Regions from separate parts of the Homo sapiens genome. Here region 2 is linked to region 1. A link is a loop called in an ENCODE intact Hi-C map of the cell type or tissue named here. Cell type or tissue: B cell. All regions are shown on one strand. Links, peaks and the distances in the headings refer to the core of each region. The heading gives the core; the rest is flanking DNA. Region 1 overlaps DMXL1 (Dmx like 1). Region 2 overlaps DMXL1 (Dmx like 1).

What was found. Peaks named below come from ENCODE experiments on the same cell type or tissue, not always from the same donor. Only the 100,000 strongest peaks of a DNase experiment are listed, where the experiment ranks them.
Region 2: it touches region 1 in a loop (1.9-fold over the local background); 2 of 110 quality-filtered maps call a loop at or near these places.

Annotation. Positions count from the first base shown.
Region 1 is chr5:119,219,092-119,222,023 of GRCh38, forward strand. DMXL1 (Dmx like 1) reads left to right here. Exons shown (of 44, transcript NM_001290321.3): 36 at 1,381-1,502; 37 at 1,849-1,990. Among named protein-coding and RNA genes, the nearest start is that of MIR5706, 66 kb to the left of the region's middle. In B cell, for the core only: no CTCF peak of the experiment used is centred there; a DNase peak (open chromatin) is centred at 1,680; H3K27ac peaks cover 1,996 bases.
Region 2 is chr5:119,103,816-119,106,747 of GRCh38, forward strand. It overlaps DMXL1 (Dmx like 1), which reads left to right. Exons shown (of 44, transcript NM_001290321.3): 4 at 1,365-1,443. Among named protein-coding and RNA genes, the nearest start is that of DMXL1, 34 kb to the left of the region's middle. In B cell, for the core only: no CTCF peak of the experiment used is centred there; no DNase peak of the experiment used is centred there.

The sequences.
Region 1 (2,932 bases), core at 123-2,622:
AGCAAAAGCAATAACCAGAAAATCAGCACTTTACACTGGTTGCCTGAGCCACAATTTCCAGAGAATGACGGGAAGAGGGCCAGATGATACCTACCTTACCTACACACATAGTAGGTTATATTACAGGAGAGGATCTCTGAGTTTAGGGGACCCAAATCTTTTATAATCGATAGTAAGCATACTTGCCCTTTGCTCTGGAGGGAGAGACGATAGTTATACAAACATCCTGGCAATTATACTGCAGAAAAAAGGGCAGACATGACTCACTTATAAAACATGCAGAATTTGGGATACCCATGGAGAATAACCACCCAATAATCTAGCTATATCATTTTTTCATTTATTTCTAAGGTCTCAGTTTTTTCTTAATAGTTTGTGTTAAAATCTAACATAACAGTAATGGTAATCCTATTTTCTCTTTGCTGTCAATATCTTCCTGTTTTCTGTTTCAAAGATACACATTTAATTAATTAATTAATTTATTTATTTATTTATTTATTGAGACAGGGTATCATGCCTGGTGCCCAGTGCTGTGGTGCAATGTCAGCTCACTGCAGCCTCGACCTCCTGGGCTCAAGCAATCGTTTCACCTCATTCTCCCAAGTAGCTGGGACTGCAGGTGCATGCCACCATGCCCAACTAATTTTTGTATTTTTTGTAGAGACAGTGTTTTGCCATGTTGCCCAGGCTACTATCGAACTCCTGAGCTCAAGCTGTCTGCCTGCTTCAGCCTCCTAAAGTGCTAGGATTATAGACGTGAGCCACTGCCCCCAGCCAAGATGTACATTTTTGATTCATAGGCATTTAAAATTTCATGTCATTTAACCTTAGCAACTTTTCATTTGTGATCTTTTTCTGGCATACTTCTCCCACTATATTTCTGCCCCTACACCTTTTTTCTGTGACCCTTTCCCACTTCTTTTTTTTTTTTTTGCCTAAGATTGAAAAGCTTTAGGAGAAAGTTTGTTTTATTTAAATAATTAATAATTATGTTTTTAGTTTGGAGTTCCTTATTGCCCTCACCTTTCTGTACCCTACAGGTTCCTATCTTTTTCAGCATCTTCCTCCACATTTCTGAATTGTGCATACCTTAGAGCGATCATAGCATTCTAGCAGTCTAGAAAAACAGTACTGGGAGAGGAAATAAAATGCTGCATGTATTGCCATTTATACTGGCTTTCTATTGGATGTACTTTTCATAGAACATAAACGTATCTCCAAACTGAAGCTTATTATTTCACTAAAAGTAAGAATGCTGTATATCCTGTACTTTAGTTATCACTGCTAGAGGTTATTTCAAAACTACCATTTTCAAAAGCAGCTCATATACTATCTCTTTTGCCTATTGCTTTTAAAATTACCATTTGACTTATTTTTCAGGCAAATAGAAACTGCATAGCAATCGCTTCCAGTCATGATGTTCAAGAACTGGATGTTTCTGGAATTCTGGCCACACAGGTCTACACTTGGGTAGATGATGATATAGAAGTGGAAACCAAAGGGTACCTTCATAGTTTGTTTCTATTTAGTAATGTTGCAATATGAGTGACTATATTTACTGAACTAAAACTTTCAAAAGATTCTTTAAAGCAATGTATAGATTGTAAGCAGAGTAGAAGCTGATGTGCTAAATGAGGGGTGGCAAGAGCTTTAAATAAGGGAACTGAGAGAAGAGTAAGTGAAGGGAACAGAAATTGTTGAGGTATGAGGTCATTGTGTGTGAGTTACAAATAAGAGCTGAAGAAAATTAATTTTAAAGGGAACTATAAATTCAAATTTTAGACCTTTCAAGTGTAAAAAAGAAAGAAATGATGAGTTGTTTTTATTCTGGTTGACATTCCTTTATAGATCAGAAGATTTCTTGGTTATACATGCTCGTGATGATTTAACAGCTGTTCAAGGTACAACTCCATATACACATAGCAATCCTGGCACTCCAATCAACATGCCATGGCTTGGTAGTACACAGACTGGCAGAGGAGCATCTGTGGTATGTAAAGTTAAAAATAAATTTAAGTTATATGTAACTTTTATTTTTCCCTCTAGGTTAATGGATAAAGGATGATTTAAAACATTTTTCTTAATTCCTAAAGTTTTAGTAAGTCTTACATGTTGGAAATTGTAAATTTTGATAATGAAGACTAGTATGTTTTCATTTGAAAGGGTAATAATAAATTGTTTTAAAAATATACTTTGCTTGAAAACCAAAGAGCTATATTTTAATTAAGAATTATTTGAAACATGGTTCAGATCAGGCTTCAGCAAGGTGTTCCCCATAGATCAAATATTACCCATGACCTGTTTTTATATAGCTAATATGCTAAGAATGGTGTATACATTTTAGTGAAATGGTTTATACATTGTTTTTTCAATAGTTGAAAAAACAAACATAGTATTTTTTGGCACATGAAAATTACATGAAACTGGATTTCAGTGTTTTTTTACAAATAAAGTTTTATAGGAACACAGCCAGTCATTTGTTTCCATTTTGTCTGTGGATGCCTTCACACTACAGTGGCAGAATTGAGTATCTGCAACAGAAAGTAAATGCCCATAAAGCCAAAACACTTGCTATCCAGTCCTTTATAAAAAAAGGTTTGCTAACCCCTTGTCTAGGTATCTTTTAATGGATATCAATTAATAACTATATCCATATTAAGTATCACTTTTTTAAATGCCAGGACAAATATTCTTTTTTTTTTTTTAACAAAAACAATATATAATTTCTTAAGTTAAGCAAAAAGCAATATAATAATGAACTGAAACATAATTTTTCTGTAGTGTTGGAGGATCTTTTTTAGCCCTGATTACCTAGAGATGTGATTCATATTTGTACTTCCAAGCCTTTATTATTACGTAGGTTATAGGAACTAATGAACGGATTTGAAGAAGCAAAGAAAGGTGGTAGGGTTTTTCAGAATTTCATAAGTAC
Region 2 (2,932 bases), core at 144-2,643, 120 kb before region 1:
GTATGTTATGTTAAAATGCCTTTATTGGGAAGGATAGAATAGAGAATTTCAATGTTTGCCCATTTTCTCCTTTCCTAATTATAATTGATGAATGTAATGTATAAAACTCAAAAAGAGGCTGGTTTATTGGCTTATCAGCACTGACTTTGCAGAAAGGACAATAAAAAACTTGATGAAGAAGGGCAAAAGTGGATCAAATGGTGAAGTTATAGACTTGAAAGATGTATAAAATCTATGATTCTAAAATATAGTTTCAGAATGTTTAGATCCTTGTAAAAATATATTCTTTCCTTTTCTTTGTATATTATGGAGTATTCTTGTGAGGTGGTGGTCTTCATGAGAGTTGCACATCACAACTACCATTGGATACATGTGCCCAAATCCTGCTCTGGGAATTTCTACATCTGTAGCTGTGGGATTGTGTCTATGCACTTATATGTCTTGTTCTAGAGAGGGTTCTGGTATGTACTGTGATTGAAAGACATTCCTGCAAGGCAGTGTTTCATGAAAGCATATTCTGTAGGTCACCTATGTCAAAATCACCTGGGGTGTTAAAGTACAGGTTTCTGTGCCCCATCCTGAAGCTTTTGAACCTGAATTTTTGGGCACAGGTCTCGGAAATTTGAATTTTTAGTAACATCTCAGGCTATTATTTGTTGTACCAAAGTTTGAGAGCCACCACATTAAGAGAGTATGAATCTCAATCTGTAATTGGGCTGTGAACTCAACTTAGTGTAGGCCACAACCCGAATTTAAAAAGAGAATGAAATAGAGAAAATATCAGAGTATGTCACATGTAATAAGGACAAACATAGGTTATATTTATTTGTATGTGTGTGTGTTCTGGGTCAGCATACATTGTGTATTTCTTACTGATTTGCAGGCAGAAAAAAAGGGAAAAATTTCGCTTTAAGAAGTTGTAAGGCCATAAATTATATAGTAGTATCAAAATGTTACATCTTTTATTCTGAATTTTCCCACATACTATTATGATCTCAGATGGGGACAAAACAGTAAAAGAGAAGGAAATGTCAAATAGTAAAGCCACAGACACATTTAAAATTAACTTTTTAACTGTAATAATAAAGTAATAATTAAATCTGAGGCTATTAAGACTGTTATCCAAGGTAGCGTATGGTTATTGATTGTTTATACTAAAGATAGCATTTTGACCACCAGTTATGGATATTCTCTCACATACCTTCTTTATCATGTGTTCTCTATTTTTGTTGACTGAACTGAACATTTTGTTATCTTTAAAATTGACTGCCTGTGTTATTGTAAGAATAACAAGCATAAACGTACACATTTGACAGAGAAAATATGCCAATCATAATGGGCTAAATGACTTTTCTTAATTTTAGGAATTATATAGTCAGTGGCAGAAAAGTGGCCAATTTTTTCTGGAATCAATAGCACACAATATAACCTGGGATCCCACAGGTAAGAAAATAAGCAGGATTAACTAAAATGAAATATCACTTGCCTAGTTGTTCTTATTTTTATTACTCTTATGTATTTCACTTCTGCTGGGTGTGAGGTTGTGGGGAATACCAAAGAAGTAAAATGGATTATGCCCTTTTAGAGTTTATACTGAAATGAAGACAGATATGCACTGTAAGAAATGAGAGAATGTTCTAAGTGCCATAATAGGATACCCATTGTTTTTGGAAAGAGATATTTCTCTGGAGAATTAACGTTTCATTGAAAAGGAGCCTTTGGACCTGAGAGTAAACAGACTTTAGCAATGAGAGTTGGGTAGATGGAACAGGAAAAAAGTGAAATTTAAGAAAATATATGCCAGGCGTGGTGGCTCACGCCTGTATTCCCAGCACTTTGGGAGGCTGAGGTGGGCAGATCACCTGAGGTTGGGAGTTCAAGACCCGCCTGACCAACATGGAGAAACCCTGTCTCTACTAAAAATACAAAAAATTAGCTGGGCATAGTGGCGCATGCCTGTAATCCCAGCTACTTGGGAGGCTGAGGCTAGAGAATCGTTTGAACCTGGAAGGTGGAGGTTGCAGTGAGCTGAGCTCATGCCATTGCACTTCAGCCTGGGCAACAAGAGTGAAACTGTCTCAAAAAAAAAAAAAAAAGGAAGAAAATATAATGAATATATGTATCAGTTATCTATTTCTGCATTAGAAAAGCATCCTCCAAAATGATGGATGGCTTAAAACATCCATCATTTTATTGCTTATGATTCTTTTGGTCAGGAAGACTCTGTGGGAATGGCTTGTCTATTGTTCCATGTGGTAGTGACTGAAGCAGTTTATCTGCAGCTAAAAGATCCAAGAAAGGCTTTGTTCACATATCTGGGCCTTGCTGCTTGCTATCTACTGGAATGCCTTTGTTCTCCTCCACATGGCCTCTTCTGTGGCCCTCTGTAGCAGGGCAGCCTGGATTTTACATGGTGGCTGCATTCTGAGAGTGAAAGTAGAAGCTGCAAGGAAGTCCCAGAATGTTATTGCTGCCACATTATATGGTCACAGGTCCAGCTAATATTAAGGGTTGGGAGACATAGACTCCCCCTCTTGATGAAAGATATGGCAAAGTCATATTACATGGAGGCATCAACACAGAGAGACATAATTTATTGGGAGCCATTTTTACCATTCTACGAAAGTGAGGGAAGGCACAGAGAGAGAAAGCATAAGATACATTATAATAAGGATTAGTATTTCACTGGGCTGAGTCTCAGTGGTGGTAAGGAGATAAGACCTTACCATGTTATAGGAGACCTTTAAAGTCATGCTAAAAATTTGAATTTAATTCTTTATGGTTGTCTAAAAACTATAGGTTTTCAAAAGAGGCTAGTCATACAAGATTTATGGTTTTGCGAGATTTGTCTGCTAGCAGTGAGTTAGAAGGGTCAGTGGCAAATGGAACAGGAGAAGGAGTGACCTTTGGAGAGGTTGTATTCTCATTAGTC